Regions from separate parts of the Homo sapiens genome. Here region 2 is linked to region 1. Evidence: read pairs that join two places in POLR2A ChIA-PET (ENCODE). Cell type or tissue: PC-9. All regions are shown on one strand. Each heading gives the region's core, and the rest is flanking DNA. Links, peaks and the distances in the headings are about the cores only.

Evidence for each region. ChIA-PET counts read pairs that join two places held together with the same protein. Peaks named below come from ENCODE experiments on the same cell type or tissue, not always from the same donor. Only the 100,000 strongest peaks of a DNase experiment are listed, where the experiment ranks them.
Region 2: POLR2A ChIA-PET joins it to region 1 with 8 read pairs; 3 of 35 experiments call an interaction of 5 or more read pairs at or near these places.

What each region holds. Positions count from the first base shown.
Region 1 is chr7:23,329,743-23,345,035 of GRCh38, reverse strand. IGF2BP3 (insulin like growth factor 2 mRNA binding protein 3) reads left to right here. Exons shown (of 15, transcript NM_006547.3): 9 at 1,183-1,318; 10 at 2,847-2,972. Among named protein-coding and RNA genes, the nearest start is that of MALSU1, 38 kb to the right of the region's middle. RefSeq lists a silencer at 9,072-9,366. In PC-9, for the core only: no CTCF peak of the experiment used is centred there; no DNase peak of the experiment used is centred there.
Region 2 is chr7:23,439,764-23,455,056 of GRCh38, reverse strand. All of the region lies in intron 2 of IGF2BP3 (insulin like growth factor 2 mRNA binding protein 3), which reads left to right. It also overlaps the pseudogene RNU7-143P. Among named protein-coding and RNA genes, the nearest start is that of IGF2BP3, 23 kb to the left of the region's middle. In PC-9, for the core only: no CTCF peak of the experiment used is centred there; no DNase peak of the experiment used is centred there; H3K27ac peaks cover 2,307 bases.

The sequences.
Region 1 (15,293 bases), core at 3,922-8,921:
AACCCCACAAAGTGGTAAATTCAATAAGTAATACTACTTTGTCTTAAATTTACCCCCAGAAAGGGGAGAGTTTTAAAAGAAAAAAATCTCAAAAGTTATTCTAGAAGCAGCTATTTTTAAAACTGTAATACAAAATGCTTGGCAGGGCCAGGTTGAGACTGAATTAGAATTATAGACTTCTTTTTAAAGTAGTCTAAGAGAAATAGTCTTCATTATACAAATGTTTACATTTTTAACAAGTTTGAGGAAAATGTTAAGGAATAACTTCCCATTCATCTGGCTCAAGGTTAGCCTGTGACATTATACTAGTAGTGAAAATGAGAACTTCAGGAAGATGAAGGAGATTTGTACCAATAATCCATATCCTCTCAATTTATGTACTTAGTTCTGTTTTCCATGGCACATGTCTCCCATTGCTTTTCCTCTCAAGGCTGTTGACCAGCATAGGCTTAGGTGTTTTCAGGTATGATATTCAGTGGCTTTTGAAGGTTCAGCAGGACCTAGGTCCCGCAGGGAGTTTCTGAATATTTCTGCCACTATCTAACGTTTTTGTTATCTAAATGGCATCGGTGAACCATTTTAAATTTTAGTCAAGATGGATTGATATTCCTCCAGCCTACTTCAATCTAAATTCTAAAGAAACTGGTAAAAACTAAGTTTAGACACAGGAATTCTGGCTTGTGTTTTTGGAATATTTCCATGCTTTCTCCTTGCTTGGTGACCCAGAAAATGCAATTGCACGAGAATGCCAATTATGCCTAGAATTGGTTAATACAGACTAGGAACATACTTATGAAAGGTTATGTACTTAGGGTATTTGGTTTCCTCAAAAACTATACATCTTTCCAGTCATTTTTTAATTCACTGTTCAATTGTGAAAATGGTTCAACTTTAAGCGGTTGAGAAGTAAGCTTTATTTAAAATATGGACTTGATTGAACTATATGTATCCAGTAATCGTTAGTTGAGAAAATGGGAGGGCAAATATTTTCTTCTCTCTTGCAGCTTTACAGTTTCGGATTTACGTCTTTTGGGGCTTACTCATTTCCCATCATGTTTTACCACCCACTTTTACATATTACCAGGCTCCACAGTTTGTTTTTAATTGCCGTCTGTGGCTGAATTATTAGCTGTCTTCCTCCAATTTTCATTCTTTTTCTTTCCCTTCTTTTTCATTCTGCAGATTGCAGGAATTGACGCTGTATAATCCAGAACGCACTATTACAGTTAAAGGCAATGTTGAGACATGTGCCAAAGCTGAGGAGGAGATCATGAAGAAAATCAGGGAGTCTTATGAAAATGATATTGCTTCTATGAATGTTAGTTTTGTTATGAAGGGCATGTCTTTATTTTAACAAATAGTTAAAACAATGTTTTTAACTGCATTAATATTGAATTCTTTTGTGGCATTATCACTAGAAGTAGTTCTAGTTGATTTTTAGCACCTCAGCAAGTACCCTGGGATAGTAGGGAAGATACTGGCTTTGACATTAAGCTTTGCTGTCTCTGTGACTTTAGCAAATTATTCAGTCTTTGAGCCTTAGCTTCCTTCTGTCTGAAGTAAGGCTAGTGTCTACCTACAAAGGTTAATATAGTACCTCTCTTACAATGTTAATTTGAGAGAGTTTAATATAGAAGAAATGTTACATGAACTGGATTTGAATCACAGCTGAACCATTTATGAGCTGCAGCTCTCTTCTCTTATATGATTTACTCAGTCTCTCTGAGGCTCAGTTTACTCATCTGTAAAATGGGACTACTGCCTACCTTGCATTCTTATTAGGATTACAATAGATATAATGCATATAAAAGTTAATGTTAAGATTACAGGTTTAAAACTTGGTTAGCCATATAAACCTTGGAGATACAAGAATTTCAATTGATAAAACAATCTGTGTAGTGCATCTGAGGCTATTAAAGCAAATTGCTGACATTCCTTAATCAGTGAAATGGTGCTGAAAATGGAATACTTCAAAAGCCTGTCTTAAATTTTAAAGTAAATGACTTTAAAAAATAATTTTTTTTCAATTGGGCCAGTCATCTGAAACACAAAACCTGAGACGAGGGAAATGTGCAAATACTGCGTTTGTGAGAAGAGCCTAGAATGCTAGCCATTTTACACCCCACGTGACTTCTTGCCAACCTGCTTCAATTCTCACTGCTTGGCTCCAAATGTTCTGGAATCAACTGGGATTAAATCTAACCCCCTTAGGCCTTTTAAAAAGATTTTCAAGTACACTCAAATCTCCCTTCCACCGTCTACATTACGTCCTCAACCCTTATAAAATTAAACAAATTAAAATACCCTTTCTGGCTCCTATTTCCATTCCAGTGATATGTTTACTTGCAGTAGTTACATGGGGATGGGTCCTGATTTCCAGAGGGCTCAACTTTGAGGCCTCTAGACCCATGGTTGCTAAGTTTTACCCAGCAAGTAAAGATCTCTTAATAGCTGGTTTGCTTTTCAATGAACCAATCTTACTTGATTACCTCTTCAACTCTGATACATTGCTTTTTGTCTATATTTAGTTTGCCCACAGCATGCAGAATACGGTTTTGTCTAAGTCCTGTGGGCTAGTCATAAGGGAAAGGAAAGCTTCCCTTGAGATATCTTAATGCAGCTGTGGACCAAGGAGGGGGCAAACCAGCACACAGATTTTAAAATACCAAGGGATATAAACAGATGTAAACGATGTACTCAAGTAGAGTCCCATGGAACATCTGCTTTGAGTTATACAATCATTTCTTTATTAGACAAGAGATCAGTTTGAATACTGTCACTTAAAAATGCTCACTTTCCCTTGATTCTTTTAATTGTCAAATTAAGGGGCCTTTTTACTGTTGCAGCTTCAAGCACATTTAATTCCTGGATTAAATCTGAACGCCTTGGGTCTGTTCCCACCCACTTCAGGGATGCCACCTCCCACCTCAGGGCCCCCTTCAGCCATGACTCCTCCCTACCCGCAGTTTGAGGTAAGATAACTGGCCTTGGCTTTCTTTGTGATTGGGCAAAATCTTAATGTAAACCTAGTCCCCGCGTGATCATCTGTTTAGATGCCAACATATGCTCTCCAGTTCTTGCTAATGGAGCCTTCTTATTTGGCCCTTTGTGGAGTAGACATGGGATTATTTTGCAGTTTTTGGATAGCGGGGTTGTCAACATGTGTTTTCAAATATCACAACAAAAGTTTGGGACTTTGAGGTGGCAGGGGAAGAAACTTAGTAATTGTTTTTCTTATTTAAAAAAATTTTTTTTCTTTTTTCTTTTTTCTTTTTTTTTTATTCTAAGTTCTCGGATACATGTGCAGAATGTGCAGGTTTGTTACATAGGTATACATGTGCCATGGTGGTTATTTAAAAGTTTTTGGAGACACAGTCCCACTCTTTCGCCCAGGCTGGAATGCAGTGGCACAATCTTGACTCACTGCAACCTTCACCTCCCGGGTTCAAATGATTCTCATGCCTCAGCCTCCTGAGTAACTGGGATTACAGGTGTGTGCCACACCACACCCGGCTACTTTTTTTGTATTTTTAGTAGAGACAGGGTTTCGCCATGTTGTTCAGGCTGATCTCAAACTCCTGGCCTCCAGTGGTCTGCCTGCCTCGGCCTCTCAAAGTGCTGGGGTTATAGGCGTGAGCTATTACCTGGCCAGTAATTATTAAATACTAAAGGAAAAGATTTTTTAAAGGCTTCTTTCATCTTTGTCACCTGAAGTCAATGGCTTTGAAAGGTCAGGAGTGACTCTGTGTGTTTTCCATGTTGAGTGTACTTTTTTAAACCAAAGAGATAAGATAGTTTTGTGCACAATTATATTGTGTGTGTGCGTGCATACATTAAGCAGATGTTTATTTTGTAAAGAGGTAGGTTATATAAGAAATAAATCTTAGGCCAAGTGCCATGGCTCACACCTGTAATCCCAGCACTTTGGGAGGCCGAGGCGGGAGGATCACCCGAGGTCAGGAGTTCAAGACCAGCCTGGCCAACATGGTGAAACCCCATCTCTACTAAAAATACAAAAAATTAGCCGGAGTGGTGGCAGGTGCCTGTAATCCCAGCTACTTGGGAGGCTGAGGCAGGAGAATCGCTTGAACCCAGGAGGCAGAGGTGGTAGTGAGCTGAGATTGCGCCATTGCACTCCAGCCTGGGCGACAGAGCGAAACTCTGTCTGGGAAAAAAAAAAAAAAAAGAAAAAGAAAAAGAAAGAAATATTTTATACTTGCTTTTTAAGAATAGCAGTTTCCTTGAGGTCAGAAATAGGAGACTAGTGATGGTATGAAAATAATCGCAGCACAGCAGACACCTGATGGAATAAATTATTTTGAAAGTAGTTAATAATTCAGTTGCATTATCGATAATCGGAGGTATTCATGTGACATTCTAGGATCTTCCTTCATGAATTTGTTTTGACATCTCTCCCTTTTTGTTTGGCTCACTTACTTAATATTAATATTTTGAGTGATACCTCTTACACCAATTTGGGGAAATGTCCAGGTGGAATAGGTTGGTGATTCCACTGTATTACTACCTAGAATAAATATGTAGAGTAAAATGACATTGAAATTGTACAGAAAATACAGATGGCTCAGATTGTCCCCCTTTTATCCTTTTAAAAATGAAAATTTCCTTTTCCTGTCCTTGAACCCACCAAACTGATTGGGGTTCTAAGCAGTTGCCCTCCTGCCGTGTGTGTTTCTGCCTTTACTGTCAGCAGCATCTTGTCTCCCCTGCAATTCACCTGCCGTTTCTAGTATGTTTTGGCCTGGAAATCATGTAACAGAATGATAGCCATCAAAATTTCAGCTACAAGTGAAGTGTGCATAGATTCATTACGTGCCCCCTGAAGTGGCTGGCATGTTTTTACTTTGATGCTAAAGGGGACTGGTAGAAAGAACCCTGGAGTCAGAGCCCAGGTCTGGCCCACTGCCTCTGACACAATTTTGTGTCACTGAAGGTCAGACTCCTTGGCTCTGGATTTGTTTTCTCACCTGTATAATAAAAAAAACCTGAACTATAAGAATTGTGTCTAAAGCCTTTAAGGTCACACATTTCTAGTTTCTACAGAATTAAATAATATGAAAGGTTTAAGGAGGAATAGGGGAGAATGAGCCTAAAATAGGAATCTGAGAGTACATCTAGGGACTTAACTTTGAACATGTCCACTAGTTTATGTGTGTGTCATAGGATTGGTTTAGGGCAGGTGTGTCCCCAACACTTCTGTATAAAATGACACTTACTAAAAGGTACAATGAGCTGATCATGTGACGTAACTCTGTGCTAGGAAAGCTCGCATCTAACCCACATTTCTGCTGGTTCCCCTAAATTAGCTTTCTCTCTGGGTGGGTTGCTTAACCTCTCTGTTTCATTCCCAGTTTGTAAACTGAGGTGTCCCTTTAACTCTTTTTTTCTCTCTATACTGGTGACATGTTCCAATCAACAAAGCTTTTCACATTACAAGTGATCACAGAATAGAACATTCTTGGACATCAGTCTTTTACACTTACATGGATGCTTCAGTAGCCAAAATTCCTAGAGTGAACTTGTAGGTAACTATTTTTAAAATATGTAGATAAGACTGCATATTCTCTGGATTTAGTCATTTTTCTGACTTATGGTATAGTTCTGTGTATCAGGTTCCTATGTTAGAAAAATTAAGAATGCTTTGAGAGAAGTGAGATCATATTAAGAACTTATATTTCTCCAGCACTTCTACAGTCTTAAATGTCTGAATGACTTAAATCAGTGGCAGTTTTGTTTTAAGAATGGGAGGAGGAGGTCGGTGATGTTTACTTAAATAAAAGTTGAGCCAAGAGTAAATGTAAGGAAGATGTCACTGGAATAGGTCATCTTGCTTCTCCTGTCATTTAAGCTAAATCAAATAGGTGCAATTAGAAGGAGCAAATGAGAACAGAAGTTGCAGAAGCTGCCAACAGTAAAAACACTGCCACAGGGCAAGAGCTGCAAAGATGTAACAGTCTGGTGGTTTCAAGGACAGGCAAAGGAAATTCGCATTCTTAAAGGAATACAACAACATGGACAGTCTTAACAATCTGTGTTCTTTGCAGAATTCCAGTGGATATTTTATTCTACATGTGTTCCAGGCAGTGATACAATGGAGTTCTCAACTTTATAACTGAATATTTTCCTAAATCATTTATCCAAATCATATATTTCCCTAAATCATATATTACTGTTTTTATTTCTTATTTTACATTGATTGACAATCTGTAAAGTTCAGCATTAATTATTCCCTGCCTTAAGGGGAAAAAAATGTTTTTCCCATACTTAAATTATAATTATCCCAGACAATTTGAATGAAAATCCCTGGGGGTAGGGGTGAGGCAAAGGTATCAATTTTGAAAGCTCCCGAGATGACTCCAATGTGTAGCCAAGGCTAACAACAACTGTTTGATTAGTTAAGAACTTGTGTCCCACTTAAATAAATAAAAATCTCAGTGGGAGCAGGTGGAAGCTCAAAAATGTGTAGTTTCATAAAGGTCATCAGGAGTTTTATGCTACCCGTTTATTGTCAGGAACTGTTCTTTTCAAGAGATGGGGACTCACTATGTTGCCCAGGCTGGAATTGAACTCCTGGGTGCAAGTGATCCTCCCACCTCTGACTCCCAAGTAGCTGGGACTACAGGCACACACCATCACGCCCAGCTAAGAACTTCTGTTCTACAAAGAATGTTTACTAGTCTTTGGAGGGGCGCTTCAATGTTGAAAAGAACAGTTTCTATCAGTACCAATTGCAAGGGAGAAAAAGTTCAGGATAAGCACAAATACATACTAGTTGTGTATATCCCTTTTTCTACCTTGTTCTATGCTTTGAAGAGTGAAAAAAAACTCACCTCTTTCTCTCTGGACCACCTGCCATCCCAACTCGTAGGAAATATCATGCCAAAAACCTCTGTGGGATGTTGCCGTTATGTCTGTTTTTACCCTTCTAACTCTATTTTGGCATACTACATGTATCAGGATTAGGTTTGGGTATGTATTGTTACTAGAAAAAAAAATGGCTTAAATTCGTTTTCCTTTTTCATGAGAAGAGTTCAAGGGTAGACAATCCAAGGCTGGAAGTGGTTCCACCATATCCTTCAGGACTGGTGCTTCTATCTGCCTTGTGTGCCATTCCCTGGCCCAGGATAACTGCTCAAGCTCCAACTATTGGGTCTGTTTCCAGCCAACAAGAAGGATAAAGGATTGCTGGATGTGGTGACAGACACCTGTAGTCCCAGCTACTGGGGAGGCGGAGGTGGGAGGATTGCTTGAGCCCAGGAATTTCAGTCCAGCCTGGGCAATGTGGTGAGACCTCATTTCAAACTGAAAAAAGGATAAAGGATCAAAATTGGCAGCATCCTTATTTAAGGACACTGCCTGAGGATAGCTTTTCATACTTCTGTTTGCCTCATGTTGGCCAGAACATACCACTGGCTGTGTCTAGCTGCAAGAGAAGCTGGGAGACAATCCCTGTGTGAGGGCAGCAATGTGCCCATTAAACACAGGATCTGTTACTAAAGGAAAATACATGTTGGGGACAGCTATTTGTCTGCTTCACTGGATTTGGCACTATTGCCTGTTAAAGGAGCCTCCCAGAGCCTGGAAGAGAGGAAGCAAGCTTTTAAGTTCTCTCAAAAAGCAGAATCTAAATTCTGGAGGAGAAAATTCCATATTCCAGATTCCCATTCCTGTGGTTATTTTCATCTAAATAAAGAGAAAACACCATTATTCAGAAAATCATATTGTCCCTGGATACAATTAGAGTAAATTCTACTTTCAAACAGCTGCTAGGCAATTTTCTGGCTTAATGTTCAGGGGAACAATTCTTTAACAAGTGTTGTTTGAGTATATAACTTCAAGTTGCAGGGGGTGGGGGGTGGTTGCAAGTACTCAGTTGGAATAGCTTTGCCTTCACTATTTTTAGACTTTGTTCTTTTTCTAAACCGAAATCACTAATACTTAACTATTTTGTGTACCTAGTGGTCACCACTTTTTGAAATACAAATAAACTATTGTTTTTAAAGGCAGTAAATTTCCCAAAGCTTTACCAGTTTCTTTGCTTATCATTGCTTCTTTTTTTTTTTTCTTTTGGAGACAGAGTCTTGCCCTGTCACCCAGGGTGGAGTGTGGTGGCGCAATCTCGGTTCACTGCAAACTCCGCATCCTGGGTTCAAGTGATTCTCATACCTCAGCCTCCCGAGTAGCTGGGATTACAAGTGCGCAGCACCATGCCTGGTTAATTTTTGTATTTTTATTAGAGACAGGGTTTTACCATGTTTGCCAGGCTGGTCTCGAATTCCTGACCTCAAGTGATCCACCCATCTCGGCCTCCCAAAGTGCTGGGATTACAGACGTGAGCCACTGCAGCCGGCCTATTCTTTAGCAAGAAAAATGAAGCCAAAAAGAAGCAATGATAACAACCAGGCGTTGCGATGAGCCGAGGAGGTGGAGGTTGCAATGAGCCGAGATCGTGCCACTGCACTCCCGCCTGGGTGACTAAGCAAGACTCTGTCTCAAAAAAAAAGAAGAGAAAAAAAGAACATACTGTTTTATGTTTGTGAGGGTCTATGATGTTATTTAAAAAAAAAAAAAAATGGTTTAGAAAGTTAAAGATGGACGGGCATTTTGCTCTCAGCACTTTTAAACTGTTCCTGAACTGCATTCTGGTATCTATACTTGCTGATGAGAAGCTTGCTGTTCCTTTGAAGCTATCACAGATTACGTACTAAGATCGTGTTTATCCTTGATGTCTTGTAGGTTAACAGTGAACTTCTGCTTTTATTTTAAATGTATATTGCCTGTCAAGAAGTAGGTTTTGATGGCTAAATGTTTCAAATAATTTTTTTTTTTTAATATATACTACTTCCTTTTTCTTTTAGAATTGTTGCATTTCTCTACTCATGTTTTCTCATTCCTGCTTTGTAGCATGAAAGTAGAAATGATGCATCTCTTCTTTGGATAAATCCCTTGCCTCTATTCCATTCTAGAACTTTGCCTACTAGTTCCCCCACAATATTCTCTTCTTCCCAGAACTTGCCAGGTTGAGTCTCCCCAGAGCCAAAGAGTTGGTTCTTCCAACAGACAAAAAGTCTCTAGTTCCTGCCTAGCAGCTGGCTCGTACAGTACTTAACTGGCAAACTTCGAGTTTATAAATGACAGGAAACGCGCCTTTCAGAAATGCTCAAACAGTAGGGAAGAAGGAATTGGCAGCTAGTGAAGCAGAGCAAGAGCTGGAATTGGCATAGTGCGTGTCGCCTTAGCTGGATGGTCTTGGCAGCATACAGTTGGATTGGCAGAAGTAATCCCAAGGGCTGCTGGCTTCAGTTTTGATAGCCTCTTTGGAGTCTTCTCAGAAGTCTCCAAAATGATAGTGTAATCTTAAAATGGCTAGCTTTCTGCTTATGAAAGAGGCAAGAGAGATTAGCACTTTTTTAGGCTTAAGGTACTCTTTAAGAAACAAAGGGCCAGGCGCGGTGGTTTATGCCTGTAATCCCAGCACTTTGGGAGGCCAAGGTAAGAGGATTGCTTGAGATCAGGCTGGGCAACATAGGGAGAACTCTGTCTCTACAAAAAAAAAAAAACTTTTTTAGATTAGCCGGGGGTGGTGGCCTTTGCCTATCCCAGCTACTTGGAAGGCTAAAGTAGGAAGATCACCTGAGCCCAGGGAGGTCAAGGCTGCAGTGATCCGTGATTGAGCCACTGCACTCCAGCCTGGGTGACAGAGTGAGACCTTGTCCAAAAAAAAAAAAATTATGAGTTGGAAGGAATTTTTTAAATCAGATGAGTGTTTCAGGGAGTCTCTTAGTCTTCCTCCTTAAGATTTCTCACAGTGGGTGCAACTCTTTTGTTGGTAAACAATTTCTAAGTAAGTAACTCACTGTGCACATTTATTATCTCTGAGAAGCCTTGGTTATCTAGTTATGGTGAAAAACTTTCTTTGCCTTTTTTTTTTTTTTTTTTTTTTTAATGTTAAAGACTTCAATATTTTGTTCAGGTCATGGAGTTGAGTAAACTTAGTTTCAGTTCCAGACCAAAATCCATTTAAAAACAACAACAAAAAAACCCAGGAGTATCTATTTTACAAGCCAAAGGGAAACCGTGGCATCCTTCCAGGTACCTGGAGGCTGATCATGTTGGCTGACATGCATGTCTCCATGCCTTTGTGATGTCTTAGATTTTGTCCCCCACAAAGTAAATACACTTAACCTTACTGTTTGCTCATACTTGTATGTCTTCACGATAGATGATTAGGAATTACTCATTGGCAGACTTCACCAGTTATGCAAACTTTCAGTTGAGCAGCTTTGTTCTTCTGTTATTTCAAGCCGTAGTTGAGAGTCTGCCAAGAAGTCCAAAGGAAGTTTTGCCGATAGGCATCTGGCACAAATCCATTGGGAAGCAGCTTATGTCCTGTGAACATCCTTCAGTCCCAAAGAATGTATCCAAGAAAAGGTTCAGACAATGCAACTAGACCTTAACTTAAATGGAAGGAATGTGTAACAAGACTGGGTAACGCTAATGGGCCTTTTCCAACCTAGGTCTCATAGACTTAAATTCAGGTGAAAAAGGCTTATAACTTTTGCTCTGCCTGCTGAGTTTTGCAAGTAAAAATTTAAATTATCTGCCTATTTGGGGTGTCCAAATCCTGACACAGGCTTGTTCTAGCATAGGCTTATTTTAGTCTCGATTTCTTTTCTTTTTTATTTTTTGAGACAGAGTCTCGCTCTGTTGCCCAGGCTCTGGAGTGCAGTGTCATGATCTTGGCTCACTGTAACCTCCACCTCCCAGATTCGAGCGATTCTCCTGCCTCAGCCTCCTGAGTAGCTGGAATTACAGTCACGTGCCCAGCTAATTTTTGTACTTTTAGTAGAGATGGGGTTTCATCATATCAGCCCAGCTGGTCTCGAACTCCTGACCTCAAGGGATCCGCCCGCCTCAGCCTTCCAAAGTGCTGGGAGTACAGGCGTGAACCACAGCACCCGGCTCATGGCTTATTCTGAATCCCATATAAGAATGAAGTGTACCAGAGAGCCAATTTAATGATTGGCAAAAGTTGACAGCATATTTATGTGAGCTGCCTTACATTCCCAGAGGAAAATTTTCTTGAAAAGTAATCTTTGGTTAAGAAGATGCTTCATGGATAGGAAATTGGAGCAAAGGGAATTGGACGACGTTCAGAAATGTCTTCACCAAGCCTCAGACATCTGATGAGTCAACTTTTCTTCAAGACATGATTGCCAACAGCACACATCATTGTCTGTCATTCTAGGGCAGCATCTCCTGGTGTGGAAAAACACTTAGTTTGCTTCTAACTCTGCTGCTTCTATTTGACAAGTTCTGTTGCTTCTGTTTTCATTCCAGGATAGGACATTTTAAAGTCTACACATTGATTCTTCATGTATGTGCCCTTTTTTTCTGTTACATTTTGGTCCTTTTGACCCTTATCTACTGGCCACTATTCCTTTTCCAAAGCTTCACACAACATTTCTCTTAAGTTTATGCTTAAGCTTCATTTTGGGTTTGTTATTTCTCATCAGCAAAACAAGAACATGGACAGCCCTTCATCACTATGTCAGAAAGATAACTTTGTTTTTGTTTCTCACAACAGCAGCCTTGGACGTGTTCCAGGCTAAGACACATGCATGTTCGGGCCAGGCTTTCACTCTGAGGAGGATGCTGCTACATTAGTGTTCTCTGGGGATATTTAGGAATTGCTCTCTGAAACCAGTACCAGGAATAGTCATTTTTTAATAAGTAAATGAATAGTTTTTCTCTCATAGTCATGGGAAATCATGCAACTAACTTTTTAAAAAATTAGCTGCGAGGAAGCTTAAAGCCAGATTTGTATAACAGCATTTTTGGCTTCATCTTATCTTGAGTGTTCAGTTCCCTATGCTCTTATTTCTTCACCTCCTTTGTTTTATCTTTACAGATTATGTGTATTTTATAAGCAGCATAAAATTCTTTTTGGAACAAAGCCCAGGAAACAAATAATTACACAGTCATGACAAAATACTGTGGGGTAAATCTGGGAAAGTTACACATTAGGTTTAGTTTGACCATTGAAAAGGTCTTTATCACCACCAGCTTCCCCCAAGTATATTGTTCAGAAGAACATAATACGGACATTCTTAGTGAGATAAAATATTTAGATCCCACCCTTAATTTTTTTTAAAATGGTCAAGATTAACTTAATGGTCTTGATACAAGGACCAGAATGATGAAGTAATGCTAACATTGAGCACAGTTGATAGTCAGTGTTGGCATTAATTCACTTGGTCTATCCAGTTATAAAATAAAAAAGGCCATAAAGGGATAAATGACACATGGTAATTGTGTGACACACTGGGGGCTGTGAGTTATATAGTATCTTCCAAAGAGAGATGCTGTTCTTCTGACTTAAATAGTGAAGAATGAAATAATTTTATTTTGTGTTCTTTGTTGGTGAAGAGAAACAGAAGTGATCTGGCCAAGCTGTGCAGGACAGGCCCCTAACACAAATCTCCACATAATAGTTTAGTAGGAAGGCAAGTCTTCTTCTGATGTATGTGTTCTAAAAATGCTGAATAGCCAGAAGGGAGATTTCATTTAGCTAACAGCTATATTAATACTTGCAGTGTGTTACATTATCCTAGAAAACATGGAGTATGCCAGAGAACTTTGCCAAGTTGTAAACAATATGGTACAAATTTAGTACATCTGTTTATACAGGTGCTGAAGAAACAAATGATTAGAGATGGGTGGGTGATTAGAGATGATGAATTGAATTTTGGGTTAACTCTTACATAAATAAGAGGTACATGATGGGGATTGAAGATATAAAGGAAGAGACAATAGAGTTTAAGTGATTTTCATTTGTAGGAAACTAGTTGATATGGTTTGGCTGTGTCCCCACCCAAATCTCATCTTGAATTGTAATTCCCACTTGTCAGTGGGAGGTGATTGGATCATGGGGGCGGATTTCCCCCTTGCTGTTCTTGTGATAGTGAGTTCTCATGAAATCTAAGGGTTTAAAGGTGTGACACTTGCCCCATCCCTTACTCTCTCTCTCTCCCTCCTGCCGCCAAGTAAGACGTACCTTGTTACCCATTTGTCTTCCGCCACGATTGTAAGTTTTTTGAGGCCTGCCCAGCCAACTGAGTCAATTAAACTCCTTTTTTTTTTCTTTTTTTTTTTTTTCTGAGACAGTTTCGCTCTGTCACCCAGGCTGGAGTGCAGTGGCACAATCTCAGCTCACTGCAACCTCTGCCTCCCAGGTTCAAGCAGTTCTCCTGCCTCAGCCTCCCGAGTAGCTGGGACTACAGGCACACGCCACCACGCCCAGCTAATTTTTGTATTTTCAGTAGAGACGGGGTTTCACCATGTTGCCCAGGTTGGTCTCGAACTCCTGACCTCAGGTGATCCACCCACCTTGGCCTTCCAAAGTGTTAGGATTACAGGGGTGAGTCTAAACTCCTTTTCTTTATAAATTACCCATTCTTGGGTAGTTCTTTTTTTGTTTGTTTTTTGTTTTTGTTTTTGAGACAGAGTCTCACTCTGTCTCATCTGTACACACCCATCTTATGCACGTTTAAGATACTTTGCAACTTAAAAGTTTCAATTCCTTTATCTTCACCTGACAGTTATTTAGCTATATCTGAAGGTGCTTTATAAAGATTTTCAGAAAGTTCAGTTTTCCATTTTTCACTAATTCATGTAATGATGCAATCAAATTTTTAAACATAAACTTCTGTGCCTTGGTACAAATACTTCTAAGAATTTATGTAATAGAACTTCTAAGTCAAAGAGCACAAACTTTTAAAATTGACAGACAGTTCCAAATCATCATGGTCCCAAATCATCATGGTAGTACATGTATTTTATGGTCAATAAATTTATTAAAGAAAGGAAGAAATCATCTTAGTATAAATCATGCCTTTCACTTTTATGAAAAATAAAGCAGCCGGGCGCAGTGGCTCATGCCTGTAATCCCAACACTTTGGGAGGCTGAGGTGGGCGGATCACTTGAGGTCAGGCATTTGAGACCAGCCTGGCCAACATGGTAAAACCCCATCTCTACTAAAAAATACAAAAATTAGCCGGGCATGGTGGTGTGCACCTGTAATTCCAGCTATTCGGGAGGCTGAGGCAGGAGAATAGCTTGAACTTGGAAGGCGGAGGTTGCAGTTGCAGTGAGCCGAGATTGTGCCACTGCACTCCAGCCTGGGCAAAAGAGCAAGACTCCGTCTCAGAAAAAACAAGAAAAAGCAATGTATGATTCTAGACCGTATGTCTAGTATATATTAGTCTGTTTTCACACCGCTATAAAGAACTACCTGAGTAATTCCAGCACTCTGGGAGGCCAAGGCGGGCGGATCACCTGAGGTCAGGAGTTCAAGACCAGCCCGGCCAACATTGCTTGCTTTCAGTTGTTGCTTTCAGTTCTTAATCTTCAGTCCACCCCTATTTTTCAAAATAAAAATAACTGACTGTCTCTGGATGCCCTTTTTAGCATTTTGATGATCATAGGTTTAAGCTTTTGCCAACTACGCAAAAGAAATTTCTTTTGACTCACAGGAAGTCATACCAAGGCCAATCAAGGGACTTGTGAGAGGAGAGGGGAAGGCAGCCCCTCGAGTGACAGTTCTAGTGGGCACTTTTCTTTAAAGCTTTCATGTATATTTTTGACAGCTCTAGAGAAATATATATATAATATAAATATTATATAAATATATATTGTATAAATATTATACATTATTTTATTTTATTTTTTTGAGACAGAGTCTTGTACTGTCACCCGGGCTGGAGTGCAATGGTGTGATCTCTGCTCACTGTAGCCTCCGCCTCCCAGGTTCAAGCCATTCTCCTGCCTCAGCCTCTCGAGTAGCTGGGATTACAGGTGCCTGCCACCATGCCTGGCTTATTTTTTGTATTTTCAGTGGAGATGGGGTTTTACTATGTTGGCCAGGCTGGTGTCGAACTCCTGACCTTGTGATCTGCCCACCTCGGCCTTCCCAAAGTGCTGGGATTACAGGCGTGAGCCACCGTGCCTGGCAGCTCTGGCTGTATTTTAAAGCATATCTATACCCATTGAGAGCTTCATACTGGTTTATGAATCTGGCTTAGGAGATAGAGAAACCCAGGTTTGAATCGTGGCTCCACCAGGTGGTGTGTGACTTCAGGCAAATAACTTAACCTCTCTGGCTCAGTTTTTTCAATTCTAAAATGAGAATGTTGTTAGTTTCTAGAAATTGGATCTGTTGTGGGGTACAAATGAGGTCATGCACAGCACCTCACACAGAGGAGACCCAAACTGA
Region 2 (15,293 bases), core at 4,986-9,985, 110 kb before region 1:
TTCAGTACTTTATAAGCATGGGTCTGGCTATGCTCCCAAAACATTTCATGGAGTTCACAGCTGTTCTTAGGGTATCCTCTGACAGGGTAATTAAGGCAAATTGTGATACAGGACTAGGAATCTTATAATAAGGTTGACTGAGCCCATGTAATTTTTTTAAGGTTAGCTGTGGCAAGACAATCAATGGTGCTGGTTAAAGCTCCTGGTATTATATGATTTTTGTTAAAGACATCCCAAGTGATGTAATGAACCTTTGGAGAAAAATGTGATAGACACTTCTGTGTGCACGTACTACTACCTAAAGTTGGGGACAGCAGTACAGCACAGTGGTAAGGGTGGGCCAGTGGCATCTTGCTTGGAGCTACACAGGCCTCAGTAGGAACCTTTGCTTAGCCCTGTGATCTTGTGCAAACTGATTAAACTCTGAGATTTCTGTTTTTAAAATCTGTAAATGAGGGTAATAAGACCTATGGCAGAGGGTTGTTGGGAATTAAATGATAATGTCTGTAAAGGACTTCTTGGATTATCTGGTACTAAAGTGATATTGTCTCACTAATAAGTTTGTGTGTTTACCATGTGGTAGTGGAAAATGGGGGATGGGTGTGCCTATTCCCGTATGACCCCGTGGTTTATGGTTTATGTTTCATATATACGGAGACATAGGAGTGTTTCACATTTCTTTGTAAAATATGGGTTATGCACTGTGAATAAGTTAAGAATTGGTGCTTTATATCTAGGTGCATGGATCTTAGAATCCCTAAAATGTGTTTAGTTATGGAATTATCTTAGGAGAGATCATACGTAAAGGAAATAATAGACCAGGAGATGAATTCCTAATTCCAAAGAGGTAGAAACAGTATAAAAATGAACGAAGGATGAGAAGTGGCAGTTCAGAAGGGCACAGCTGAAAAGTCAGTCTGTGTACAAAAAGATATCCAATCTAGGCTGGGCACGGTGGTTCATGCCTGTAATCCCAGCACTTGGATGAATCGCTTGAGCTCAGGAGTTTGAGACCAGGCTGGGCAACATGGCGAAACCCCGTCCCTGCAAAAAATAACAAAAATTAGCCAGGCATGGTGGTGCGTGCCTGTAGTCCCAGCTAACTGGGGGGCTGAGGCAGGGGGATGGCTTGAGCCCAGGTTTGCACCACTGCATTCCAAGCTGGGCGATAGAGTGAGATCCTATTTCAAAGAACAACAACAGCAAAACAAACAAAAAAAACACCCTTGTCTAACTAGTTATTAGGGAAGTGCCAACGATAATGACATTTTCTGCCTATGAGGTTGGAGAAAAATGAATAAGATTGGCCGTATCTGGTGTTGGCAAGGTTGTGGAGGCATGGCCACTCATATAGCTAAAGAGTAAATTGGCAAAGACTTCTTGGCACACTATTTGGCAGTATCTATTAGAACTTAAAATGAGAATACCTTTCAACTAAGTGTTATGGAAAACAACCCAGTCCTCATGGCTTTGTGTAATCTGTAAGCACAGTTTTAATCAGCAATATCGTACAATATTGTAAAAGAGCTCCATCCAAATCGCCAAGCAGGAATTGGTAAAAAGGGTCTCTAGTAGGTGGGAGTCTGTAAAACACAGAATTCTTAGGTTATACTATATTACACGTCACATTTTAACAGTATCGTACAGATAATCTGAAACTAACACTGTTGTCTACTTTTCGAGCAAAAAAGATCTCTAGCTCTAATTTTACTGTTTGGGACATTTTGCAATTGCCTATCTTTGAGTTGTAGAAGGGGAATTTTTGTAAAGGAAGACAATACTGAGAGTCCTTCCTTTTTTCTTCTTGTTTAAAAGTGCTTTAAGGCCAAGGTGCTTGGCTCATACTTGTAATTCCAGCACTTTGGGAGACCATCCTGGGTAACACAGCAAGAACCCATGTTTATTTGTATTTTGTTTGTTTGTTTGTTTGAGACGGAGTCTCGCTCTGTCACCCAGGCTGAAGTGCAGTGGCGCGATCTCGGCTCACTGCAACCTTTCTGCTCGCTACAACCTCCGCCTGCTGGGTAAGGGATTCTCGTGCCTCAGCCTCCAGAGTAGCTGGGACTACAGGTGTGCGCCATCATGCCCAGCTAATTTTTGTATTTTTAGTAGAGATGGGGTTTTACCATGTTGGCCAGGATGGTCTCGATCTCCTGACCTCGTTATCTGCCTGCCTCGGCCTCCCAAAGTGCTGGGATTATAGGTGTGAGCCACTGCGCCCAGCCCTGTGCGCCCCCCACTTTTTTTTTTTTTTTTGAGATGAGTCTCGCACTGTTGCCCAGGCTGGAGTGCAATGGCACGATCTCGGCTCACTGCAACCTCCGCCTCCTGGGTTCAAGCGATTCTCCTGCCTTAGCCTCCCGAGTAGCTGGGATTACAGGTGCCCACCACTTGCCCAGCTAATTTTTTGTATTTTTAATAGAGATGGGGTTTCACCATGTTGGCCAGGCTGGTCTTGAACTCCTGACCTCGTGATTCACCCGTCTCAGCCTCCCAAAGTGTTAGGATTACAGGCATGAGCCACCACGCCTGGGGGAACCCATGTTTTAAAGGGAAAGAATAAGCACTTTAATGTTCAACTATTTGTAACTTTGAGGCATGTTTAATTCCTTTCTCCATAACAGCAATTTCACTTGTAGTATTCTATTACAAAGACATACTTGGCAAAAAGACATGTGTTTTTTCCATATTGTTTAATAGTTAAAAATAGGAAATAACCTAAATGGCCATCAAAAGAAAACATACCCTATTCTGGCCAGGTGCGGTGGCTCACGCCTGTAATTCCAGCACTTGAGGAGGCTGAGGCAGGCGGATCACGAGGTTAGGAGATTGAGACCATCCTGGCTAACACGGTGAAACCCCATCTCTACTAAAAACACAAAAAATTAGCTGGGCGTGGTGGCGGGCGCCTGTAGTCCCAGCTACTCAGGAGGCTGAGGCAAGAGAATGGCGTGGACCCAGGAAGCGGAGCTTGCAGTGAGCTGATATCACGCCACTGTGCTCCAGCCTTGGTGACAGCGGGAGACTCCATCTCAAAAAATAAAAAATAAATAAAAAAAAAAAAGGAAAAAAGAAAACATACCCTATTCTAACCATATATTCCTTTTTTTTTTTTTTATCTTGCTCTGTCGCCCAGGCTGGAGTGCAGTGGTGTAATCTTGGCTCACTGCAGCCTCTGCCTCCCGTGTTCAAGTGATTCTCCTGCCTCAGCCTCCTGAGTAGCTGAGATTATAGGCGCCTGCCTCCATACTAGGCTAATTTTTGTATTTTCAGTAGGACAGGGTTTCACTACGTTGGCCAGGCTGGTCTCGAGCTCCTGACCTCAAATGATCTGCTTGCCTCGGCCTCCCAAGGTGTTGTGAATACAGGCGTGAGCCACCGTGCCCAGCCCTAACGATATATTCTGTGGCATATTTTGTAGCAGTTATAAGGAATGATAGAGGTCTGTTTTGTTTTGTTTTTGAGATGGAGGTTAGCTGTTGTTGCTCAAGGTGGAATTCAATGGTGCAATCTCATCTCACTGCAACCTCCACCTCCTGGGTTCAAGCGATTCTCCTGCCTCAGCCTCCTGGAATGATAGGGGTTTTATAAAAAACCCATTACATGTTATCATAAAATTTTAAATAAAAAACTCTTTTTTGAGACAGAGTCTTGCTCTGTTGCCCAGGCTGGAGTGCAGTGATGCAATCTCAGCTCACTGCAGCCTCCGCTTCTGGGTTCAAGCGATTCTCCTGCCTCAGCCTCCCGAGTAGCTGGGACTACAGGCATGCACCACCACACCTGACTAGTTTTTGTATTTTTAGTAGAGACCAGGTTTCACCATGTTGGCCAGGCTGTTCTCAAACCCCTGACCTCAAGTGATCCGCCCACCTCAGCCTCCCAAAGTACTGGGATTAGAGGTATGAGCCACTGCGTCTGGCCCTAAAACACTCTTATAAAAGAGAACTGTTTTTCATTTTTGTAAGTTTCTTTGGCCTAAGAGGCAACTGGAAACTGGTAACTACTACTGCATTCAGTTTGTCGTCATGTATTGTTTTGATTGAAGTATATGAGGAAAATCCAGCCACATATGGATATGTGTTTAGAAAAGGAAGGAGTATAAATAATTACAGATATTCTTTGGTGCTACATCAAAATATGACAAGTGGTAGTTAAAAAAAAATTCCTTTTTAAATTTAAATTGAGACAGGATCTCACTATGTTGTGCAGACTGGTCTTGATCTCCTGGGCTTCAAGTGATCCTTGTGCCTTGGCCTCCCCAAAGTGTTGGGATTACAGGCGTGAGCCACTGCACCCAGCTACAAGTGGTAGCTTTTTTGCGGAGGTGCGGGGGTGGGGGCTTACTGGTAAAGACCGGAAAACCACCTGCTGGACAAATTCTAAAAGAGCTGTAACACCAAGTGGTAGTTTTTTTAAAGTCTAGTTTCAATGTGGAATCTGAAATCATATCAGTGAATTTTTTTTGTACTTGTTACAAAAAGAATCCATTGATTGTCTTATACTCGGAAAGGATCTTTATCCACGAGGATTGGGAGGCTGTCAAAGCTCATTGGTAATAGATAGAAGTTTTTCAAAATACTAGTTTTTACTTAAAAGCTCAAATTTAGTCATTTGGCAACAGATACTTCAGGAAAATCGTTTTACCTGAAGTGACAGACTCATTTTATTCCTTTTTGAGAAAATATCTGCCAGATACTCAAGTTTTTAAGTAACTACATTTTGCTTCTAGTTCTTCAGGTAGAAACGGTGCTTGACTGGTTCGTCTTGCAACTCAAACAACTGCACAGTGCTTTTTGTGCAGACAACCAGGATAGGTAGCAGAAGTGCTTTATGCATGCTTCCCTTTTCTTCATACAGATCATAAAAGGATGTATACTGAAGGATTGAGATTAGGACATTTTTAAACAGTTTGCATAATTCTTCGCTGCAAATGCCAGAGAAGAATACAGTGACTACTAGTACAGTTCAGTGCCACTGCATTGCTTCATGCTAAGGACCAGCAGCTTTACTCATCATTGCCTTTGCTCTACCAGTGCAAATACAACACAGCAGAAAAGGCAAATAACATCTTAGTGTTATTAGGAAAATAGTCTTAACTTCTTGGACCTCCTGAAAGTGTGTCAGGGATTCCTTATACCATACTTTGAGAATGGCTGCTCTGCTCTAATGTGTGGTTTGAAATTAGATCAGGTGGCTGGGTGTGATGGCTCATGCCTTTCACATGAACTTTGGGAGGCTGAGGTAGCCACATGGATCACTTGAGGTCGGGAGTTCGAGACCAGCCTGGCCAATAGAGTTAAACCACCCCCGTCTCTACTAAAAACACAAAAAATGAGCGGGGTGTGGTAGCGCATACCTGTGGTCCCAGCTACTCAGGAGGCTGAGGCACGAGAATCCCTTCAGCCTGGGAGGCGGAGGTTTGCAGTGACCCAAGATTGCGCCACTGCACTCCAGCCAGGGCGACAGAGTGAGACTCTCTCAAAAAAAAAAAAAAAAAAAAAAGAAAAAGAAAAAGGAAAAAAAATTGTATCAGGTATTTTTTTAGACGGAGTCTCGCTGTGTCCCAGGCTGGAGTGCAGTGGCGCTATCTCGGCTCACTGCAAGCTCTGCCTCCCGGTTTCATGCCATTTTCCTGCCTCAGCCTTCCGAGTAGCTGGAACTACAGACGCCCACCACCACACCCGGCTAATTTTTTGTATTTTTAGTAGAGACGGGGTTTCACCGTGTTAGCCAGGATGGTCGCGATCTCTTGACTTCGTGATCTGCCCGCCTCGGTCTCCCAAAGTGCTGGGATTTCAGGCATGAGCCACCACGCCCGGCCTGTATCAGGTATTCTGGTGAATATGTATTTACATCATAACAAGAGCAAGTGAGGATTTTATGCAATTCCATGGCATATTAGCCTTGATAGGGAAGTCAGTTTGGAAAAAAAAAAAAGATAATAAATCGGTATAGGAAGATAAGCAAATGAAAAAATGTCAAATTCTAAACAAAAAGAAGAAAAATCTAAGTGCATGAAAGATAAAATATTGCCAGGTGTGATGTCTCACGCTTGTAATCCCAGCGCTTTGGGAAACTGCAGCCCAGAGGATTGCTTGAGCCCAGGAGTTCAAGACAGGGTGGGTGGCTGGATGCAGTGGCTCATGCCTGTAATTCCAGAACTTTGGGAGGCCAAGGCGGGCAGATCACTTTAGGTCAGGAGATCGAGACCAGCTTGACCAACATGGTGAAACCCCATCTCTACTAAAAATACAAAAAAATTAGCCAGGTGTGGTGTTGTGGCCTGTGGTCCCAGCTCCTCAGGAGGCTGAGGCATGAGAATCGTTTGAACCCAGGAGGTGGAGGCTGCACTGAGCTGAGATCAGGTTACTGCACTCCAGCCTGGGTGATAGAACGAGACTCTGCCTCAAAAAAACAAACAAACAAACAAACAAACAAACAGCCTGGGCAACATAGTGAGACCCTCATCTCTACAAAAAATAAAAAATTAGCTGAGTGTGATGGTGCATGCCTGTAGTCCCAGCTACTTGGGAGGCTGAGGTGGGAAGATTGCTTGAGCCCAGTGAGCTGCAGTGAGCTGTGGTTGTGCTACGCCCTCCAGCCTGAGCAACAGAGTGAGATCCTGTCTCTAAAATGTATTTTTGAAAAGATAAGTGTTTAGAATAAACAGTTAAGGACTGCTGAAAACAAGTACACATGAGGAGGATGAAATGAATTTGGACATCTGGGCATCTATCGATACACTTAAGTTCTTCAAACTGAAATGAACCCTACATGTTGATACCAGGTCGTGCCTAAGGAAATGAATAGCATTTGTTTCCTTCTGTTATTCCTAAAACTTTAACAAAATCTAATAATGATTTCAGGACCCCATCAACATTTCTTCTGACAGTTTACATTTTGAGGCTGGAACCTTGTGGTCACTCACTGTATTTTTAAGGATGACCAAATGGAGAGTCCGGCCTCTGACATGTTTCAGACAGCTTTCCTTGCCCTGGGTAAATATTAGTTAAATGTAAAAAATAACTGGCTGACTTTTATCACTGGATAGGTTCTTGTCTTTTTTTATTTTTATTTTTTAGCCAGTCTTGCTCTGTCACTCAGGCTGGAGAGCAGTGCTGTGACCATGGCTCACTGCAACTCGAACTCCTGGACTCAAGGGATCCTCCCACCTCAGTCTCCTGAGTAGCCAAAACTACAGGCACACACCATCATGCCTGGCTAATTTTTAAATTTTATTTGTAGAAACAGGATCTCACTGTTTTGCCCAGGCTGGTCTCGAACTCCTGAGCTCAGGTAGATCTGCCTGCCAAATTCCAGCCTCCCCAAGTGCTGAGATTGCTGGTGTGAGTCCCTATGCCCAGCCTGTTTGGTCTCTTTTAATCTGGGACAGTTCCTTGGTCTTCATTTTTTTGTTGTTGTTGTTTTTTTCTGAGACAGAGTCTTGCTCTGTTGTCTAGGCTGGACTGCAGTGGTGGGATCTCGGCTGGCTGCAACCTCCGCACCCAGGTTCAAGCAATTCTCATTCCTCAGCCTCCCGAGTAGCTGGGATTACAGGCACACACCCCATGCCTGGCTAATTTTTTTGTATTTTTAGTAGAGACGGGATTTTACCATGTTGGCCAGGCTGGTGTCAGACTCCTGGCCCCAAGTGATCTACCTGCCTTGGCCTCCTAAGTGCTGGGATTACAGGCATGAGCGACCTGTAATCCTTCATTTGATTTAATGACTTTCCTGTTTTTGAGGAGTATAAGCTAGTTTTTTGTTTGTTTGTTTATTTTGTGGAATGCCCCTCAATGTGGGTTTATCTGATGTCTCCCATGGTTAGCATCAGGTGAGGCTGTGTGTGTGTGTGTCAGTCAGAGTCTTACTCTGTCGACCAGGCTGGAGTGCAGTGGCGCGATCTCGGCTCACTGCATCCTCTGCCTCCCGGGTTCAAGTGATTCTCCCTCAGCCTCCCAAGTAGCTGGGATTACAGGTGCCCGCCACTGCACTTGACTAATTTTTTGTATTTTTAGTAGAGATGAGGTTTCACCATGTTGGGCAGGCTGGGCTTGAACTCCTGACCTCAAGTGATCCTCCTGCCTCAGCCTCCGAAAGTGCTAGGATTACAGGCATGAGCCACCGTGCCTGGCACCAGGTGAGGCATTTTTGATGGAATTCCTCAGAAGTGATATTGCTTTCAGTGCACCTCATCTAGAGGCACATGGTGTTTGTTGATTTTTGTTTCAGTAGTGGTGGTAACTTTGACCAATTGGTTAAGTAGTGTCTGCCAGGCTTCTTCAGGGTAAAGTTACTATTTTTTCTTTTGTAATAAGAACTTTGTGGGGAGATATTTTGAGACAATGTAGAGATTCTGTCTCTCAATACTTTCACTAATTTTAGCATCCATTGATGATTCTTGTCAGCAACTGTCACTGCTACTATAGTGGCTGTCAAATAGTGGCTTTCTACTTCTCTTTATTTTTTCTACATTTATTATTTGTTTTTTATTTTGTTCAAGATGGAGTCTTGCTCTGTCGCCCAGGCAGCAGTGCAGTGGTGCGATCTCGGCTCACTGCCACCTCTGCCTCCTGGGTTCAAGTGATTCTCCTGCCTCCCGAATAGCTGGGATTTCAGGTGCCCGCCACCATGCCCAGCTAATTTTTTGTATTTTTAGTAGAGATGAGGTTTCACCATGTTGGCCAGGCTGGTCTCAAACTCCTGACTTCGGGTAATCCACCCACCTTGGTCTCCCAAAGTGCTGGGATTACATAAAGGTATGAGCCACCACACTGGGCATCTACATTTATTATTTGGAATAAACTTTACTTTCCCCAATTTACTTTGTTTATATTAATATTAGACTCATGGAATCTTATTGCATAGATTATAACATGTTACAGTTGTTATTTTGTTGCTCAGACTATGGAAGTGAGGTTTTTTAAAGGCAAGTGTATTAACGTGGTGGTATTCTGAAGGCAATGATTCAGCACAGAGGGAAAGATGATTATGACCATCTAATGTCCAAAGATTATGATCATCTAATTTCAAAGATGAAATCTTTGCTTGTGCTTCATTTTATTTTTTCTTTTAATTTGTTTTGTGCTTCATTTTAGACGAGCAGCTTTATACTTACTACAGACTTATCTACCTAAATGTAATAAATCTAATACTTTTCTGGGGATATCTTACAACTAGTGGAAATAAGGTCATTCTTCATATACATGATGCATTGCCTTAAATTCAGATACTGCCCTCTACTTAAACATAACTATTGTATGTTGTGTATGTCACTTATGGTAATTGTTAATCACCTGCAGGTTATTTTTTCCATACCAGTCTAACTTTAGCTCATGATCATGCATTTTTCCCCAGTCTCTGGCATTTTGATGTGCTATCTATAACAATATTGGTAAAGCATTGTTACACGCTTCTTCAGTGTTCCTATTTATTCTTAGGTCTCTTGATGAATAATGTACATACCGAAACAAATCTAATGGAATCTTAAGCTATTTTCTGTGTACAAAACACCCACAGGAACTAAGTAAAAGTAGTTTTACTTAGTCATACTAAGTAATACTCTATAGTGTATACGAAACACCCGTAGGAACTAAGTAATACTTAGTTACACTGTATACAAAACACCCACAGGAACTAAGTAAAAGCAGTTTTACTTAGTCATACTAAATAATACTCTATAGTGTATACGAAACACCCATAGGAACTAAGTAATACTTAGTTACACTGTATACAAAACACCCACAGGAACTAAGTAAAAGTAGTTTTCTCTAAATTAATTAAAAAGCTTGGAAGGTTTTAGAAAAACAGTGCACATGGCAAAATTTAAATGATACTTTATTTTTCTCCTTCCTCAAATGCAACTACTGTGCAGTTTATTGTGTTCCTTTAGGGAAAATTTACATGTATATGTGAGCATCTGTGAATGTATGCTTTTTTAGAAAAAATACGACTTAGCACCATACCTTACTGTTTTGTTTTATTTATTGTTGTTTTTTAGAGACAGGGTCTCACTCTGCCGCCCAGGCTGGAATGCAGTGGTATAATCATAGCTCAGTGCAGCCTCTAAATTCTGGATGGAAGTAATCCTTCCACCTTAGCTTCCTGAGGAGCTGAGACCACACCTGATTAATGGCTTTCTTTTTAAATTTTTAGTAGAGATGGGAACTCTATGTTGCTCAAACTGGTCACCAACTCCTGGCTTTGAGTGTTCCTCCTCCTTCGGCCTCAGATTGCTGGGATTACTGGCATGAGCCACCGAACCCAACTACCTCACTGTTTTAAAAAGCAATTTTTTTTTTTTTTTTTTTTTTTGAGACAGAGTCTTGCTCTGTCACCCAGGCTGGAGTGCAGTGTTGCAATCTGAGCCCACTGCACCCTCCACCTCCCAGGTTCAAGCGATTCTCGTGCCTCAGCCTCCCAAGTAGCTGGGATTACCAGCACTTACCACCATGCTCAGCTAATTTTCGTATTTTTTAGTAGAGATGGGGGTTTCACCATGATGGCCAGGATGGTCTTGAACTCCTGGCCTCAAGTGATCCATTTGCTTTGGCCTCCCAAAGTGCTGGGATTACAGGTGTGAGCCCCCGCACCTGACCTAAAAAGCAATTTTAAAGGTTCTTTGGAAGGTGGGATAGGGAATAATTGCAGTAAAGTGATATGTTAAATACTATTAAAGTAGTGGACTTGATTTAGGAGTAAAGTATATTCACCCATATGTAGGTCAATAATACATTATAACCTATTTAAACATCTTGTCATTAATAGGATATTAATAATATCTTAGGTTTCATTATTGTACTTGTTAAAGATTTTTCTGATATTCAGGAAACTCCAGCATGTGGTTTACCCCAATTATGATGGAAAGAAGAAATGTGTTGTGCAATGTTTAACCAAAAATAAAAAAAGAACAAAACCCCCAAACCTCTGAAAACCTCAGAGCAGTCTTTTTAAATAGCATATGCACAACACATTGTATTAACTGGAACTTGTTCAGTGCTCTAAATTTAATTCTAATGGTGTTTTTTTTGTTTTGTATTTTGTTTTTTGAGACGAAGTCTCCCTCTGTTTCCCAGGCAGAAGTGCAGTGGCGCGATCTCAGCTCACTGCATCCTCCGCCTCCTGGGTTCAAGCGATTCTCCTGCCTCAGCCTCCTGAGTAGCTGGGATTACAGGCGTGTGCCACCATGCCTGGCTAATTTTCTGTATTTTTAGTAGAGACGGGGTTTCACCGTGTTAGCCAGGATGGTCTCAATCTCCTGACCTCGTGATCCACCCTCCTTGGCCTCCCAAAGTGCTGAGATTATAGGCATGAGCCACTGTGCCCAGCCCAGAAAATCTTGTATATTTTATTTTTTATTTTTGCTTATTATTATTATTATTTTTGAGATGGAATCTCACTCTGTAGCCCAGGCTGGAATGTGCAGTGGTGTGATCTCAGCTCACTGCAACCTCTGCCTTCCAGGTTCAAGAGATTCCCCTGCCTCAGCCTCCCATCCCAAGTAGCTGGGATTACAGGTGCATGCCACCACACCTGGCTAATTTTTGTGTTTTCAGTAGAGATGGGGTTTCCCAATGTTGGCCAGGCTGGTCAGCATGGCGAAACCCCGTCTCTACTAAAATATACAAAAATAGGCCAGTCGCGGTGGCTCATGCCTGTAATCCCAGCACTTTGGGAGGCCGAGGCAGGTGAATCACCTGAGGTCGGGAGTTCGAGACCAGCCTGATCAACATGAAGAAACCCTGTCTCTACTAAAAATACAAAATTAGCTGGGAGTGGTGGCGCATGCCTGTAATCTCAGCTACTCTGGAGGCTGAGGCAGGAGAATCGCTTGAACCTGGGAGGCGGAGTTTACAGTGAGCCGAGATCGCACCACTGCACTGGGTGTGGTGTCACCAGCCTGGGTGACAGAGCAAGACACAGTCTCAAAAAAAAAAAAAAAAAAAAAAAAAAAATCACTGTAATGTTTAAATATGTAGATCTGATTGATACGGTTTACTTTTGGTTGTGGACGATTTGTGTTTCAGTATTAATATTTAACTTTTTCAAAATAAGTTTAATAACAGTATAATTTAAGATACTGAAATTTCACTAAACTGCTTCCAAATGGTTTGATTAAACATAAAATTCTAGTTACCTGGTTTTATGGTACATTTTAATTTGGTTTACATACTGCCACCATAAATCTCTGAATTTATCAAAGGACTAGATGGACATTTTAGTAAAATAACATCAAAACATGTAAAATGAATATTTATAAATTAAAATTGAAACTGTAACTCCTTAAAATCTAGAGATTGGTATATGCAAAGTCTGATTATAATATGTTATTTCTTGTTATTTTAAAAATGAAAAAAACAGACTGGGCTCGGTAGCTCAAGCCTGTAATCCCAGCCCTTTGGGAGGCTGAGGTGGGTGGGTCACCTGAGGTCAGGAGTTCGAGACCAGCCTGACCAACATGGCGAAACCCTGTCTCTACTGAAAATACAAAAATTAGCTGGGCGTGGTAGTGGGTGCCTGTAATCCCAGCTACTCCAGAGGCTGAGGCAGGAGGATTGCTTGAACCCGGGCGACGGTGGTTGCACTGAGCTCAGATCAGGCCACTGTACTCCAGCCTGGGTGACAGAGCAAGTCTCCATCTAAAAAAAACAAAACAAAAATGGAATGTTATTCTATGTTATTGACCTTGCATAAAACCTAAGATGACATTAATCCGTTACACAACTGATAAATCTGCCTTAAGGGATTACATTTTAATGTTGTTGATGTTTGCAGTTTGATTTCCATTGCTTACTTGAAATTTCATTTTCTTTCAACTTATGTTTTGAGCCCTGCCAATGACAACCATTATGCCTAGGTGCTAGGGAGACAGAAAAGCATTAATTTACAATTTTGAAAGAGAAAAATTAACTTTTTAAAAAAATTTTCTTGAGACAGAGTTTCACTCTTGTTGCCCAGGCTGGAGTGCAATGGCATGATCTTGGCTGACTGCAGCCTCTGCCTCCCAGGTTCAAGTGATTCTCATGCCTCAGCCTCCCGAGTAGGTGGGATTACAGGCATGCACCACCACACCCGGCTAATTTTTTTGTATTTTTAGTAGAGACGGGGTTTCTCCTTGTTGGCCAGGCTGGTCTCAAACTCACGACCTCAGGTGATCCGCCCGCCTCTGCCTCCCAAAGTGCTGGGATTAAAGGCATGAGCCACCCCGCCCAGCCAGAATAATTAACATTTTATAGTAATCTTATTCAATTTATAAACAGATTTATGTGAATGATACAAGTATAATATTTTTAACCACTGTCATAATTGGCAGTCACTTTAAATGCTTAGCTGGACTGAGTTTTCACACTCTCTGAGTAGGTAATTTGCAATTTCTGGTAGAGGTGGGAGCAGTTAAGGTTCTGCAAGTCTTTTTTTTTTTCCCTAAATCTACAGAATTTTAACATATGTGTCTTTTTTTTTTTTTTTTTTTTTTTTTTTTTTAAGAGATGGAGTCTCACTCTTGTCCCCAGGCTGGAGTGCAGTGGCACGATCTCAGCTCACTGCAACCTCGGCCTCCCGGGTTCAAGCGATTCTCCTGCCTCAGCCTCCCAAGTAGCTGGAACTACAGGCGTGCACCACCAAGCCCAGCTAATTTTTGTATTTTTAGTAGAGATGGGGTTTCACCATGTTGGCCAGGATGGTCTCGATCTCTTGACCTCATGATCCGTCCACCTCGGCCTCCCAAAGTGCTGGGATTACAGGTGTGAACCACCGTGCCTGGTCTTAACATATGTGTCTTTATTTTTTGCAGAGATGTGATCTCACTATATTGCCCAGGCTGGTCTTGAACTCCTGGCCTCAAGCGATCCTTCCACCTTAAGATGTGTGTCTTGTTAGAAGTAAATCAGATCTGGTGGTTTTGATGCTATTTATTCAGTCTCATAACTGTCATGACTCTGAATATATAGGCTCTTGAAATGGTAGACCAAAAAATACTTCAAGTATATTATTTGCTATTCTTTTCTGCTTGTAGGATTCTGCAACTAATTTTTAAGTTATTTATGTGTGTAAAGCCTTCCCAAGTCCCAGGATACCTAAAGTTGTAAACATAGGGGTAAATAACTATTTAAATGATGTCTGATAGATAAATCTATAGAGAAGGGATTCAGAATCCCAAATGCTTGCAACTGATATTGTATTCTTATGTTCAAGGTTTAATCGTCAGTAGAGTAGGCTTAAATTTGTTTATGTATATGATGTGGGACCTCTTAGAAAAAAGCTAAAACTTTGACTTAGGTCCTTCTATAGCCCTAGTAGAGCCTGCGTAAAAATAAAAATGACCTGATATGTGGACAGGTGGCTGGTGGTTAGGGGTTGTTGGAGTCCTGGTGTGCCGCTCCCCCAATAGACAGTATGTCGGGATAGCTTATGTTTGCACTTGATTCTACTAGTCTGTTTCAGGCAGTTGTTAAAGTACTTGGCTGTGTAACACATTCTTAAAGCTTACGCATTTCCAAAACACTGATTTCAACATTTTTACAAGGTGTTAAGGCCCATCCCACTAAAGTGTAATACCCTATACAGATTGTTAATAACAGATTTAGTTTATGATGATTTTTCAAATTATAAAGCTTTGTTTTGAAACAGAGTCTCTCTCTGTTGCCCAGGCTGGAGTGCAGTGGCACGATCTCGGCTCACTGCAACCTCTGCCTCCTGGGTTGAAGTGATTCTCCTGTCTTGGCCTCTGCAGTAACTGGGATTAAGGGCACGTGCCACCATGCCCAGCTAATTTTTTTTTTTTTTTTTGAAATAACTAAACAATTTCTGCTCTGTTGTCCAGGCTGGAGTGCAGTGGCACGATCTTGGCTCACTGCAACCTCTGCCTCCTGGGTTCCAGTGATTCTCCTGCCTCAGCCTCCCGAGTAGCTGGGACTGCAGGCGCGTGCCACCACACCCAGCTAATTTTTTGTATTTTTAGTAGAGACGGGGTTTCACCGTATTAGCCAGGATGGTCTCGATCTCCTGACCTCGTGATCTGCCCACCTCGGCCTCCCAAAGTGCTGTGATTACAGGTGTGAGCCACCTCCCTCAACTAATTGTAAAGCTTTCAAAAAAGAGATAGAAGGTTTGGCAGAGAGGAAAGGGCCATTGTAAATTTTTGTGGTTCTGTTACAGAGAAAGCCCGAGGGCAGGTAGATGTGCTCTAGGTACTGTTGAGTGTGAGTACTATGCAAAGGTGAGAGCCATTTGTTTCTATCTTTGGTGCTTGGTGCTCCCACCCACCTCAGTTTCTTTGTTTATGTTAAATGTTT